Linked DNA regions of Homo sapiens: regions 2, 3 and 4 are each linked to region 1. Evidence: chromatin contacts called from ENCODE Hi-C or POLR2A ChIA-PET data. All regions are on one chromosome and are shown on one strand. The core of a region is the stretch at or near the end of the contact, and the rest is flanking DNA. Distances in the headings are between cores, read along the strand shown. Region 1 holds the start of ADPRS (ADP-ribosylserine hydrolase). Region 2 holds the start of C1orf216 (chromosome 1 open reading frame 216). Region 3 holds the start of AGO4 (argonaute RISC component 4). Region 4 overlaps STK40 (serine/threonine kinase 40).

Evidence for each region. A loop is a pair of places that touch in the nucleus more often than their neighbours do. ChIA-PET counts read pairs that join two places held with the same protein, here RNA polymerase II (POLR2A). Pooled maps may share reads with other maps.
Region 2: a pooled map shows a loop between it and region 1 (7-fold over the local background). The contact joins the promoter of C1orf216 here to the promoter of ADPRS in region 1. A Hi-C loop is called at or near these places in 5 of 50 pooled maps. POLR2A ChIA-PET finds 5 or more read pairs at or near these places in 2 of 52 experiments (CD4-positive, alpha-beta T cell and PC-9).
Region 3: a loop to region 1 is called in a pooled map, with 8 times the contacts of the local background. The contact joins the promoter of AGO4 here to the promoter of ADPRS in region 1. A Hi-C loop is called at or near these places in 7 of 50 pooled maps.
Region 4: a loop to region 1 is called in a pooled map, with 2.7 times the contacts of the local background. The contact joins the enhancer-like site here to the promoter of ADPRS in region 1. A Hi-C loop is called at or near these places in 1 of 168 maps with a recorded cell type or tissue (PC-9) and 4 of 50 pooled maps. POLR2A ChIA-PET finds 5 or more read pairs at or near these places in 2 of 52 experiments (CD8-positive, alpha-beta memory T cell and naive thymus-derived CD4-positive, alpha-beta T cell).

What each region holds. Positions count from the first base shown.
Region 1 is chr1:36,087,144-36,090,523 of GRCh38, reverse strand. ADPRS (ADP-ribosylserine hydrolase) reads right to left here and starts at 1,632. Exons shown (of 6, transcript NM_017825.3): 1 at 1,409-1,632. The coding sequence starts at 1,619. TEKT2 (tektin 2) reads right to left here. Exons shown (of 10, transcript NM_014466.3): 7 at 3,213-3,320; 8 at 2,942-3,085; 9 at 2,717-2,796; 10 at 2,249-2,551. The coding sequence ends at 2,338. RefSeq lists enhancers at 959-1,543, 1,544-2,129 and silencers at 1,185-1,614, 1,725-1,814.
Region 2 is chr1:35,717,140-35,720,519 of GRCh38, reverse strand. C1orf216 (chromosome 1 open reading frame 216) reads left to right here and starts at 1,636. Exons shown (of 2, transcript NM_152374.2): 1 at 1,636-1,813. It also overlaps a transcript of CLSPN not described here. RefSeq lists a silencer at 1,475-1,904.
Region 3 is chr1:35,806,363-35,809,742 of GRCh38, reverse strand. It overlaps AGO4 (argonaute RISC component 4), which reads right to left and starts at 1,727. Exons shown (of 18, transcript NM_017629.4): 1 at 1,308-1,727. The coding sequence starts at 1,326. It overlaps CLSPN-DT (CLSPN divergent transcript), which reads right to left. Exons shown (of 3, transcript NR_199050.1): 3 at 2,803-2,998. RefSeq lists enhancers at 675-954, 2,054-2,553 and silencers at 1,105-1,354, 1,635-1,844.
Region 4 is chr1:36,349,227-36,352,606 of GRCh38, reverse strand. All of the region lies in intron 6 of STK40 (serine/threonine kinase 40), which reads left to right. Among named protein-coding and RNA genes, the nearest start is that of EVA1B, 27 kb to the right of the region's middle. RefSeq lists an enhancer at 3,051-3,180. Within about 2 kb of position 1,811, at least 28 of the 41 ENCODE cell types and tissues checked have a DNase peak (open chromatin) inside an H3K27ac peak, as active enhancers do; they include PC-9, where a contact is called at or near this core.

The DNA of each region.
Region 1 (3,380 bases), core at 383-2,882:
TCACTCCCATTCACTTTCGTGGGCCTGGGAAGCCTTAGGATCTCAGCAATGGGATTTTCAGCAATTCTTTATTCCAAGTCAGTCCTGCTGCTTTCTATTTTATGTATTTATTTATTATGAGCCTACATCATGGTTTGATCTTCTGATTTCTGAAAGAAAACTTCCATCCCCTTGTGGCTGCCATCCTTGCAGCTCCAGTCTTTTTGTTTTTGTTTTGTTTTTCTTTTTTATAGACAGGATCTTGCCATGTTGCCCAGGCTAGTCTCGAACTCCTGGACTTAAGCGATGATCCTTCCACCTCAGTCTCTGGAGTAGCTGGGATTATAGGTGTGCGCCACCATACCCAGATTGAAAATGATAGTTTCTGGATCCAGATCTCCTCCTACTTCACTTCTCTGGAGCACACCACCAGTGATCAGTGTCTTCATTTTGAAATTCTTTTCCTAGGTTTCGTTGATAGCCACTCCTGCTTCTCCTCCTATCAAACTGTTTCCTTCCCTAATCCCCTTCCCTCCCTCCCTCCCTCTTAATTACCGGTGTTCTCCAGGGTTCTGACCATGGCCCTTTCTTCTTACTATGCTACCTGCTCTCCAAGAAGATTCACCTCCTCTGCTTGACCTCACACCTGCTACCTGAGCCGGGATCTGAGCCCACAAGGGAAGGGAAGTTAGTTTTACAGGCGAGACAGCGCATGCAAACGCCTGGCCTAGAGGAATCATGGTGTGAGGAACCGAAGAGCAGAAAGCAAGGCCAAGGCTGGCGGAAAACGAAACTGCAGACGTGTGGGAGGGCCGGACCACGTCGGACACGTTAAGGAATGTGGCTCTGTACTAAGGGTAATGGGAAATCACAGCAGGGTTTTAGGCAGGGGAGGACGCGATTAGAGTCAGGCTTCCAAAGCACGCCTTGCGGGGTGGAGAACGGGCTGGTGGTATACTGACTCTAGAGAACCGGGAAAAAGAGGTCAAGTCGGCAAGGGTGGACAGACAGTCCCCGACTTAGGATGGTTCAACTTAAGTTTTTTTCGGCTTTCTGATAACGCTGATACGCATTCATAGGCTCCTCGACGTCCGATGGGGCTGCGTCCAGATAAAACGGTCGTCTAAGCTGAAAGCGCACTTTCCACTTCAGGTATTTTCAACTTACGATGGGTTTATCCACACCCTGCACGGTTGAGGCCCCGGTGCTGCCACGCCCCGAGCACGGGATGTTCGGGGCGAGACGTCTATAAGGCCGGAGATCGCACTGGCACTCGCTGAGCTCAAGCTGTCTGCGGGTCATCCGGCTCTGGCCCCGGTGCCCTCGGCAGCCTCATCCCCGCGCACCCCCGACCCGTCGCCCCCGGAGGCTCCGCGCCCCTTCGGCCTCCCTCCCGCACGGCCTCTGACTTGCGCCCGGCCCCGCCCACCTGTCCGCTCACTCCCGGGCGTGCCGGGGTCCGGCTCCAGACTCTGGACATGACGCAGGACTGACGTCAGGTCGACGGTGTCGTGGGCCTCGTAGAAGGAGCCCACGCAGTCCCCGAGCAGCGCGCCAGCCAGGCAGCCTCGGAAGCGCGAGAGGGAGCGGGCCGCGCCAGCCCCTCCACCTGCCGCTGCCGCCATCGCCGCTGCGGCCATCCGCGCGCAGACTGCTCGCCACTTCCGGTGCCGCCCTCACAGTTTCCCTACTTCCGTCCGCAGCGCTCCCTGGGGCCTAGAGTTTCCACTCCGCCGCCAGGCCCACAGCGCCGCCCAGCGGCCCGGAGTCGCGGCGCCGCGCACTTCCCGCCAGCCTGTGCTTTGAGTCTCGGTTTTCCGCTCCTCACCACTGGGCTAACTGGGTGGGAAGGCCACTATGGGGTCTCCGGGGGATGGGCACTGAGCCAGACCATTGGATCACTGCAGCCCACACTGCCTTCCGCAGGCGAGCAACCCTAACTCCGCACCCCCAGCCGGCCCTCCCCACCGAGGCCGGGACCACCCCCAAGCCCTCCCACCGGGCCCTTGCCCCCTGTGGGCCTCCCTTAAGCATCAGGAGGGCGGACCAGGGGCCAACTGGGACACAGCCAGGTAGAGGCCGCGCTGCTGCAGCCCAGGAGTGCTGACCCAGCCCAGAGAGGGGTGCCCTGAGGGGAGGGAAAGAACTGGATTTGGTACATGGAGTTCGGAGGAATAGTGTTCCCCATCTTTGCTCCTCCATAGACAGGAGGGTGTTCAAGAACCCTCTCCCTGCTGGCTACATACAGTGGGGCAGAGAACAGCCGGCCTGAGATCCTCTGCATTTATTCCATTCATTTCTCTCCTCCCTCCTTCCATTGCCCACCCAACCCTGCCCTCCTCCTGCAGTCCTCCAAGGCTAGGCCAGCTCCAGCTGGCAGCTTTTGAGTGGACTCAGGGTGCTATTTGTGGTACGTGTGAAGGTGTCCACCTCAGGCACGAACCTCTCAGCAGGCACGGTCAGCTTGCGCCGTGTGTCCATGCACTTGGTGTCCAGCAGCATGGAGTTGGCCTTGCAGGCAATGTCAGCCTGCAGCCGGGCCAGGTGCTTGCACAGGGCGTCCAGTGCGTCCCTAGGGAAGGACATTGACAACCCCCCAGCCCCCATGAGGCTGGGAGGCCTGGGCTGCGTGCATAGCCTTCAGTCAGGAAGACAGCCCCAGGGAGCCAGCAGCCAGCAAGAGGCCCCATTTGTGGGCAGCGTCTCACTGCTCCTTCCGCCCACTCCCGAGACCTACTGTGCTTGCGCCAGCTTCTGCTTCAGGGCAGCGATGGTTGCCTCTAGCTGGTGAACCTCGTCGGTGAGGCCGTACTGTGCCTGGAGGCAGAGGGGTTGGGAGTTCCAAGTCAGCCACACTGTCCTTTACCTGAGTGCTGCCCCTTGACAGCAGTGCCCTTGCTCCATCAGGAATATGAGAAAACCTTGGCTAGGGGGCCCGTGCGCCACTGGGACACCCTCTCACCTGGTCCCGGCAGAGTTCCACGTTGGGCCGGTAGGTTCTGGCCTCTAGCCGGGTATGGGACAGCTTCAGGCTCAGGAGCTTTGTGCGCAGATCCTCCTCCAGGTGCCGGATGTCCTCCTGCAGCTCAGCGATCTCCTCCAAGGTCTGCAGGGGACAGAGTGACTGGTTTCCACCTGCTGGACTCACGTGCATGCCTGGTCCAGTGCCTCCTGGCGGGGGCATGCGGCTTCTCATCCCACAGCAGGAAGTCCAGGCCCCTGGAGATGCTCACATTCTTCTCTTGCCACTTGAGCTCACTGTACACTTTCTCCATCTCCCGCAGCCGCTTCCTGAAGGCAAATTCCGTTGCAACTCTCTGGGCTTCAAGCTCGTTGTTGGTCTGAAGGAGAAAACACAGGGCAAGGGGAGGGTCTACACTCAGGGCTGCCTGAGGATATTA
Region 2 (3,380 bases), core at 387-2,886, 370 kb after region 1:
CGAGATTGCGCCACTGCACTCCAGCCTAGGCGACAGAGCGAGACTCCATCTCAAAAAAAAAAAAAAAAAAAAAAAAAGTGAGGATTTGGGTCACCCCAGGCTGAAGGCCAGGGGAACCTGAAGTGGATAAGGGAAGGGAGAAGACTTAGGCCACAGGATCTGATGTAGAAATGGGGCTGACGTCTCCACCTGTATTTTCTTAGCTGGAGGAGTGTGCAAAGTTTGAATTACTTCTGCCTTCTCCTTCTTATTTCCTTTTCCCTTTTAAAATAGTCATCATAATCATAAAAATTTCTTTTCCATTTTCCCTGTTTTTGCATATAGGATTTCTTGGTGTGATTTAATTTGCCAATTAGTCTCTAGGTTGCAGAATGGTGACTTGGAATCAAATTGAAACTGGAAGAGGGCACCTCATATATTAGGGTCAGCAATTACTGAACTCTGTTCTCTTTTATTCCAAACAGGGCCCCCAACTTCACATTTCCCCAGGGTGCAAAAGAGTGAGGGGGGTCAAGCTTCAGTAGAGTGGAGCTCTGAGAAGAATCCACTGGAGTTTGGAACCCAAGACCCTTTTTTATCACGCTGTTCCTCCTCACCTGGGCAAAAGCACTGGTACCCACTTCACAGGCATCATGGGTGGGCTCTGTGTCCTGCGGAGAGCCCCCGTCCCGGGTACAGGACATCAGCCCTGAGCCCTGTCCCAGGCTTGGATCTTCTTTCTCTCTCTCTCTTTTTTTTTTTTTTTTTTTTTTTTTTTTTGAGACGGAGTCCCACTCTGTTGCCCAGACTGGAGTGCAGTGGTGCAGTCTTGGCTCACTGCAACCTCCACCTCCCAGGTTCAAGCGATTCTCCTGCCTCAGCCTCCCAAGTAGCTGGGATTACAGGCGCCCGCCACCAAGCCCGGCTAATTTTTGTATTTTTAGTAGAGATGGGGTTTCACCATGTTGGCCAGGCTGGTCTCAAACTCCTGACCTCAGGTTATCTGCCCGCCTCGGCCTCCCAAAGTGCTGGGGTTACAGGCGTGAGCCACCGCACCCGGCCTCAGTGACTTTAGTCAAGTAAGCACAAAAAGGAATATATAATTCCAAATTGTGATAAATGCTATGAAGAAAAGGAATGTGCTCTGACATAAAGGGGGGAACGAACGTGATCTAGGGAGTCAGAGATCTCTCCGAGAAGAGATCTGAAATAGGAGTAAGTCGAGAGGGGGAAGAGAATGCTAGACCGAGGGAACAGTGCGTGCCAAAGCCGCGTGGCGGAAAGGGGCGTGTGGGAGGGTAACTGCGGAGAGGGAGGGTAGAGGACGAAGCCGGAGAGGCAGACGAAGGGCAGGACGCACAGAGCCCCGCGGCTACCGCCTTAGGGGTTGTCCCGGCGGTGGGGAAGCCATTGAGGAGTTTAACGCCGGAAGGTGGTGACTAATCAGATTTCACTTGAAAATGGCACGGTGTCTGCAGCGAGGCTAACTGATGGGAAGGGCCCAGCGAATGCCAATAGGAGAGAGCACCGGACCTGGAAGGCCTGGGTCAACGCGGCCCCGCGCGGGGGCGAAGCGGTTCCGGCGCAGGGGCCTGGCGCGGGGCTCCGCGGAAAACCGAACCGGCCCACGTGGGACCGGTCGCTCCGCCCTGCTGCGCAGACGCCGCCTGACTCCGCAGTCCGGGACTGGGGCTGGGCGCGCTGCCCGGGAGCCCCGCACCCACGCCTGGACCGCGGAGACGCCCAGGCCGAGGAACCCCCAGCCCAGGGACTAGACACCACCAGGGCCGGGCGGAGCCAGAGCCAGACGCGCCGGAGCGGGCGCCTCTACGCCGTGAGTCCGAGTCTGGGGCCCGAGGCGGGGTGGGGCTTGGGGCTCAGCCGCGGGAAGCGGGGAGTCACAGTGGCCTCCTTCGAGGAGACTAGGGAAGGATGGTCTCTGTCTCCTGGGGTGGTCTCCCACTCCCGCAAGGCCAGAAAAGGAGGCTGCCTCCTGTTTGGGCGGAGACCTAGTCCTGGCGTGTCGGGGTTCTCATTTTACTATCTCTGAGAACCCTGTGATCCCTAGCGCCACCCCCACCCCATCCCAGCTTCCTTCACGGCCCCATCCAAGTATAGGAAAAATAAAAAATTGGGGCGAGGGGAGATCTCTAGGCACCTTCCCACAAGCCTTGCTTAGAGGGCGATTAGAAACGAACTGTTCCTACACCCTTCTCCCCAGGACTTCTCTGCCCATTGCTGGGGGTGGGGAGGGTCCATGCCACCTATGGAGCGCCTTCCAGTGCCGGCTCCACTTACAATACCCTTCCTCTTCATGCTCTTCAATTGTTCTAATCCCAGTGCTGTTTGGTCAGTAGAATCCCTTTGTCAGTTCAAATCCTAATTTTGGTTAGAAGCAGGTTATGGAGGAGAGAAGAGTGGTGTGGTATGCCCTCCCTCCAGGGCCTCAGAATGGAGCAAGCTAGGGACGGGGACCGCAAGATAGTGGCTGTGTTCCAGAGGCATTGGGAGGGAAGGGGGCAGGCTCAGAAGAAAAGCTTGTCACTGGGGAAGGCGGGGCTCCCTGGCTGGGGTAGGAAAGGGAACCAAACCCAGCTCTTCCAGAACCCAGCTCTTCCAGCCCTGGGGAGTCAAGAGTGGATTCCTGAGCATGGAAATTCACTGCAGTCTCTTCTCCCATTCACTCACTTAGCAAGTACCTGTATGCACAGACAGCCTGGTTCAGGGCTCTATGCTGGCTGACTCTGGGGAATATGATGGAGGATATATACAGGAGGTCCAAGCCAGATTACAAACTGCTATTACAAGATCATTACCACAAACCAAAAATGCCAGTTGAATAGACATTCACTGATCGTCGACCATGTATGCCAGGGACGGATGCAAAGTTGGATAAGACAGTGTATACCCAGCGCAGTGGGGACCCAGAGGAAGGCATAACTAACCGTGCTTGTTTATGTAATATTGATTGGGGCAGTATCAAGACGGCTTCAGAGACATGGGGACATGGAAACATGGGGATATTACAGCTAATTTTGAAGTACAAAAAGGAATTTGCTGGGTGGAGAAGGGAGGAGCTTTGAGGGGAGGGGAGAGGAAGGATATTGTAGGCCAAAGGAATACTGTAAGAAAAACAATGGTGTGTTTTGAGATCTCTGGGCAGTTTGCTATGATGGGAGGGGCAGAGTGGCAAGAGGCAGGTATGGAGGGGTGAGCAGGGGCCAGATCAAACAGGGTGTTGTAGGCCAGGTAGAGGTTTAGCAGGAATTCAGGGAGGGCATTAGGAGTGGTGACAAGTGAAATTTACATTTTTAACTGGAGGCAGAGAGATCAGTGAAAAGGCCGAGGCAATAATCCAGGTCAGAAATGGCCTGGAAGAGGAAGAATGGTCAGAATGTGGT
Region 3 (3,380 bases), core at 478-2,977, 280 kb after region 1:
AGTAATTTTCCCAGGGTCATACAACTATTACATTACTAGATTGAATCTGTTACATTCCTAAAGACCTGAGCATGTCTTTAGCCAGGGGACATATCTGAAGTTAACCTGGCATAATACACTGAAGTTTATCAAACAATATTAATGCGGCAAGCCAATTTATTTTTAAAAGGCATATGAAATTTGATTATGAGGGCCTTTAAACAATACTTTAAGAAGCAAATTAGGGTGGGGCTTAATCACTCAGCTATGCAAACAAGTGCTAAGTAAACAAACGTGCCAAGTTTCCAAACTCAAATGGCAACTCGAATTTTCTACGCACTAAAAAGATGAAACACTCTACGACTAAGTTCATTATGTAGGTAAAGTTTGAATATTAAAGTGAATTCCACCACAGCCCCTAAACACTGAGCTACTTAGCCAAGGCATTAGAAACCTGTTGGGCTTTGAGGTGGAAGCACCAGGCCCCAATACTCAGGACACTTGTTACAGCCTGGAATGGTTCTTCTGGTTTGGATAGAGAGAAATAACCAGAGGCCATCCATATCCACAACAAATTAGTTTCCAAAGCACTTTCTCCTTCATTTGATCCTCACAACCACTCATAACCCAATTAGAAGAGAACTCAGGGCATTGAAGCCTGTGGTGGAGCAGACTGACTGGCAACTCCTGTGTCACTCAAAGGCTGGCTCAGACCACTCTGAGACTAACACACAGACTGAGTGACAGAGGCACAGGACCATGTTCTTTGGGACATCAGGGCCTTTCAGAAAGGGTGGGCATTTTGTCCCTTGACCTTCAGAGATCATGAGAGGTGTTTGGATGAAGTTCTTCTTCCTCATCTGAAGGCTCTGGACCATCTGCCAGTGCAAAGAAAAATAGGGGCGCGGCCCCAAACCAGGACTACCGGCTGGTAGTAGGCAGCGGGGCCCTTTTCCCGGTCTGGGCCAGGCCTCCGCGCGCACTGGGTAGCGGATCGCCCCCTTCTGAGGCCCAAACTACCCTCGTCGCGACCCCGGGCACATATCGTCTCCCCGAGGTGGGGCCAAGAGTGGCCTCCGCCCGGCAGCGCCGGTCACCTTCCCGAACCTCCCCCCTGGACCTCGGGATCCACCCAACGGCCGGCTGGGGCGCGGTCACCGCCCCCCAGGCCCGGGTCAGCTCCCTCCGCTTCGTGCTGCGGGGCTCGGGTCCCCTTCCCCGAGGCCTGGCGGCCCGAACCCGGCGAGGCGACGGGGCAGCGAAAGTCCCGGCCGCCCGCCCCGGGTCCCGGGTCCCGGGTCCCGCCCCGACCCGAGCTCGCTCCTCACCGGGTCCCAGCGCCTCCATGGCGGCGGCGGGGGCCGCCTCGCCCCGGTCCCCGGCGCCTCCCGCTCCGGGCCCCGCCGCCGCCGCCGCCGCCGCCGCGTAACGCTTGATCTCCGGAATATTGGCGCTGGGGTGGCGCCGCGGAGACGCGGGCGCTGGGCAGGGGGCGGCGGCGGCGCCCGGCCCGGGGACAGGGACCCGGCTCCGGCTCTTCCGGCCTCAGCGACAACAAAAACAATCCCCGCCGCCGCCGCCGCCGCCGCCGCCAACGGGAGCGGGAGCGGGAGCCAGCGCGCGCGCCCGCCGGGAGGGAAGGGGGCGCGGGGTGCGCGGACCCAGGGTCCCGGCGGGCGGAGGGGGCGTGCGCGGCCCCGGGCGCGGGGTCCACAGAGCCCGGCAGGCGGCGAGGCGGGTCGGGGAACGAGCGCGCGCCCGGAGGGTGCAGAGCCCGGTGGACGTGTCGGGCACGCGCCCGCTGGCCCGCTCTGCCCCGTCCACCCGAGGAGGCCGTCCGGTGGCCAACGGCTCTGGGGGCTACGTGCCATCCCCCCAGGGCGTCCTGCAAAAGATCTGGATTCCAGTTCCGCTGACCCACAGATTCAGTTTTCCACTTCTGTGAGTGGAAAGTGTACTGAGATTCACAGGAGCCACCTCGCCTCCCTCCTCCCTCCTCCCACCCCAGATCGCTTCTGTCATCTCGTCTTTTAGGGTCACCTTAGACGCTAGCAGTCCTCCTTCATCCCTTCATTCAGCACCACACACCCAACTGCGCGTCCCTCTCCGTATAGCCGGAAGGCACCACGGGAATGGACCCTGATGAATGATGCATTCCCTCCCTGGTCCCATGACAAGCGCCTCTGGTCAGCAAATCACCAGTCACTTTAGAAGAGAAAGGTCTTGGCCGGGCGTGGTGGCTCACGCCTGTAATACCAGCACTTTGGGAGGCGGAGGCGGGTGGATCACCTGGGGTCAGGAGTTTGAGACCATCCTGGCCAACATGGCGGAAGCCCATCTCTACTAAAAACACAAAAAATTAGCCGGGCGTGGAGGCAGGCGCCTGTAATCCCAGCTACTTGGGAGGCTGAGGCAGGAGAATCGCTTGAACCCGGGAGGCAGAGGTTTCAGTGAGCCGAAATCGGGCCACTGCACTCCAGCCTGGGCGACAGAGCAAGACTGTCTGAAAAAAAAAAAATAAAAATAAAAGAGAGAGAGAGAGAGAAAGGTCTTGCTTTCTTGGATGCCTTCCCCTTAGCAGACAAAAGCCAAGGGAGCAGCACCACCTCCAAGGCAGCATGGTCAGCCCAGCAGGCACAGCATCTTTAGGGCTTTCAGTAAGGACTTTGAGTGGGAGAACACTGGACAACAGGCCAAGAAGCAGTTTCTAGTCAGCAGAAGGAAGGAGCCCCTTGTCCACCAATTGAAAAGGTACGATGAGTTTGTGTGTGTGTGTTGTATTCCTTTGCTACGGCATAACGTAACAAAGTACCACAGACTGGGTGGCTTAAACAACAGAAATTTATTTTCTCACAATTCTGGAGGCTGGCAGTCAGAGATACGATGTAGGCAGGGTTGGTTCCTTCTGAGGCCTATCTCCTTCACTTGGTAGATAGTGGCCTTCTCCCAGTGACTTCACGTGGTCTTCCCTCTGTGCACGTCTGTGTCCAAATTTCCTCTTCTTATAAGGACAGCAGTCCTATTAGAGTAGGGCTCACTCTAGTGACCTCGTTTTAATTTAATTACCTCTTCAGAGACCCTGTTTCCAATTACAGTCACATCCTGGGGTGCTAGAGTTAGGACTTCAATATACAAATTATTGGGGTGGGGGATAATTTAGGCCCCTAGCATGTGTGGTGGGATATTCATTTGAGCACCTGCCATGTGCTGTCACAGAGCCAGGTAGTTTTTTTATGTAATGATAAAAAATATTAGCATCACATCCTGGCCATGCACTCTGCTATGGGCTTCTCATTGTCACTCAATCTTTACAACCACCAGTAAGGTAGATATTGTTAAGAAAGGTATTTGTACAGATGATGACACCGAAGCTCAGGGAAGTTAAGTAAGTCGGGCTTTGC
Region 4 (3,380 bases), core at 562-3,061, 260 kb before region 1:
TGCTTGAACCCTGGACTGGCTGAGTGAGTGAGTTGAGGAGGACGGAAGCAGCACTGACATGGGGGTCAGACCTGGCTCACTTCCCAGTGCCACTTCTTCGTTATCTTGGAGACCGTGAGAGTGTGGTCCTCTGGGTACTTACTGATTGAATTCATATATTGAGGTACCAAGCACTTCTCTGAGCTTCCATTTCCTCATCTGTGAAAGTGAAGGTCATCCTGGCTTCCTGGGAAGATTGGCCTGAGATGCAAATCAGTGGGTGTGAGGCTGCGTAATATGATGGGGTTTGGCGCATCACGGGCACACCCCAGTGCTAATGTAGCCAGGACTGGAGAGCCTGTCGCTGAGAGACAGGAGAACAGGACCCATGGGCTCACATCTCTGGAGATGAGGCCTGCTGCATGTTGAGTGGCCAACGAGGACACCCCTGGTGAGGGCCCAGCGGTCCCCCAGCCATAGCTCTGCATCATGAGAGGAGGTGGTGGGGAGCCCCGAGCAAACCAGCCCTGGGCTGTGGAGAGCCAGTTGTCATAAAGTTGGGAAATTGGGTCCTGCCCCTTCCCCTGGCCCTCTCTGGGGCCTTGGGCCAGTCCCATCCTGCTGTGGACTACAGGCTTACTGTTCACAAAGAGAGAGCATATTTTTTGGGCACCTAAATCCATCTGGCTGCAGAGCCCATGTGCCCTCCAGCTGGACTAGAGAGCTCCCAGACCTTCCACAGCAGCCATTCATTGGCTGTAAATGAACATCCCAGGGTTGTCATGGGAACTTGCCGGGCTCATGCCTGCTAACCACACCAGCACTCCTGGCCCTTTGTGTCACTGGGGGATTTGCTTCCAACTCTCACTTCCCCAGGGCCCCTTGGTCCTGGGAGTGTAGTCGAGGGGTCGCACCTCCCTGCATACGCCGGCGTGGCTGTAGCAGCTCTGCTGTGAGTGTGAGTGCGTGCTCCTCAGGGTGCAGAATGCCAATGCCTCACTCATACCCAGTGTCCTGGTTGTACTTCCTGAATCTGATAAATCCCCCTTTTTGTGTCTCAGGGCAGACAGAGGTTCTGGCTGCCTTTTACTTGAGTCATGGGCGCTCCAGAGTGGCAGGGTAGTGTGGTGCAGAGAGACTCACTGCTCCGTGTGTGTCCTCTGGCACACCCTCCGCTCTGGGGCCCCACTCTCACCTCGTTCAGTTGACCTGAAGGAGCTCCAGCCCACTCCAGCCCCTTCCCACCCATCATGCCAGGCTATAACTCCACTGGAGCAGTAGGCGGACCAGCTGGAGGCCTTCTCAGCAGAGCAGAGAGCTCTCAAGGAGCAGACAGGGGGAGGTGTTGGCAAGGCAGCTGCAACAACAAGTTCACCCCGCTTTGGATTTTAAAAGGATCGAAATTCGAAATCCTCTTCTGGGGTTATGTGAGGTGCTGTGGGGTCTTTTTCCTTCCTCCTTTCTTTTTGGTAGGCAAGCAACATACCAAGTTCCTAGAAAAGGAGAAAAACACTGTGGCAGCCCAGAGGGCCATAGCTAAAGCGTGACTCACTCAGAGCCGATCCTACTGACACACGTCCCCTCCCTCCGTCCCACTCTGCCATTGCCCCCTCCTGTCAGGACCAGACTAGGGGGTCTGGGACTCCCGGGGAGCCATGCACCCCCCACTTGGGTGGTGGTGGCAGGGCAGGGGAGTGTTGCCAAACCTCAGGAGGACTTGGAGCTGCCCGTGCCACTTCCTGTGGAGAGACTCCAGTGCGCCTGCCGCTCAGCCCTGCAGAGCCTCAGCTGTGCCTGCCCGTGCCCTGGCAGAGGGTGGGAAAGTCCCACCAGCAGTGTTGAGTTGAAAGCTCAGCCACACTGGCATGTGCTCTCCGGGGCCTGTTGTCACACCATGGCACCTCTCCCCTACCGCCTCCAAGACAGAGTCTTTTCCTACCAGGTGTGCCAACCATCGGAGATGAGAGGACACCAGCTTCTACTATTTGCCAGGCATTGGGCTAAGTGCCCTCCATGAGATTATCTTATCTTGCTGAATCCTAACCCAGTTCTGGAGTTTGGTGCTGGGATTTCACTGTTGTACGCATGAGGAAATTGAGGTTTAGCAAGAGATTCACAGAGCAAGGAAGTGGCAGAGCCAGGACTAGGAACCTGGCTCCCAAACCCACCGTACTTTCTCCTGAGCTGTCCTCCTCTCAGCGTCTTGAGCCTCAGAGACCCACAGGATGCATTTGCAGCTTCCGCGGCCATCTCTGACCAGGGGAGAAAACCCACAGTGCCTCTGCTCTGTGGGAACCTTCTGGACAAGAGGCCCGAGCAGCCCCATATTCAGGGCAGCGGCACTGGAGCTTCAGAGCTAGAGCAGCCCACTCCTTGACGTGCAAGTGACCCTTTGCAGTGACCCTTCACCTGTGCGATCAGGCTCTAGCCGCCTGCGGGCCACCAGTCAGACTCCTATGGCAGCTGACAGGGCGGACCTGTATAGGCGCTGGAGTTGGCGTTTCCGTGGGGAATCCAGAGGACGGGCTGGCCTTTGTTTTGCATCGAGCCCTTTGCCAGCAGAATTCCCCGAGATCACCGAGGGCTCTCAGAGCCGCCTGGATGCGGCTCCCGGGGAAATCCGCCAGCAGCCACACATGCCCTCTGCCTCTGAGAGCTGATTGTAGGGAGAGGCAGCCCAAGGCCCCCATGGAGCTCTCCTTCCTGTTGTCCTCCCAGCTTCTCCCCCTAGCTTCTCCACCCAGCCAGCCGACACAGGAGCAGGGCAGTTGGGTAGAGAGGCATCCTTCCTCACTGCCTGCCCCAGTGGGCCAGGAAACCTTTCCCAGGCCTCTTAGACAGGGCCTGCCCACCCTCCCAGCCCCCAGTGTGGTGTAAGGTGTAAGGGTCCTCTCGGGGCACTTCCTTTTGTCCACATGTGAGTTTTCTCCAAAGGATCAGAGCCCAAAGCTGCCCTGCCCCACGCCTTTCAGAGGGAGGGTCTGTGATGTTCTAGCCAGGGCAGAGTCACAAGTACGAGGTAAGGGATGAGTCAGCTTTGATGGAACAGAAGGAAAAGTCATTCGGGGCCTGGGGCCCTGCCCAGGGACACATCTGGGCATGAGGCAGCTGTCAGTTGTGTGTGCAGCTCTGGGGCCCTGCAGACCTGGTCTTGGATCCTGCTCTTCTGCTCACCAGCTGCATGACCTTGGCCAAGTCCTTTCACTTCCCTGTGCCTTTGTTGTATCATCTGAAACAGGACCGTGAGAAAATCCCCCTCATTGGCCACTGTCAGTTTCTTCCTCTGCAGTGGTTGTGGGGCCAAGTGAGAACTGACATATTCCGTGGTTCGGAGGTGGCTCGGGGCCAGCCCTTGGGTCACCTTCCAAGGTGGAGTCACTCACCTCTGCTGGACTTCCTTT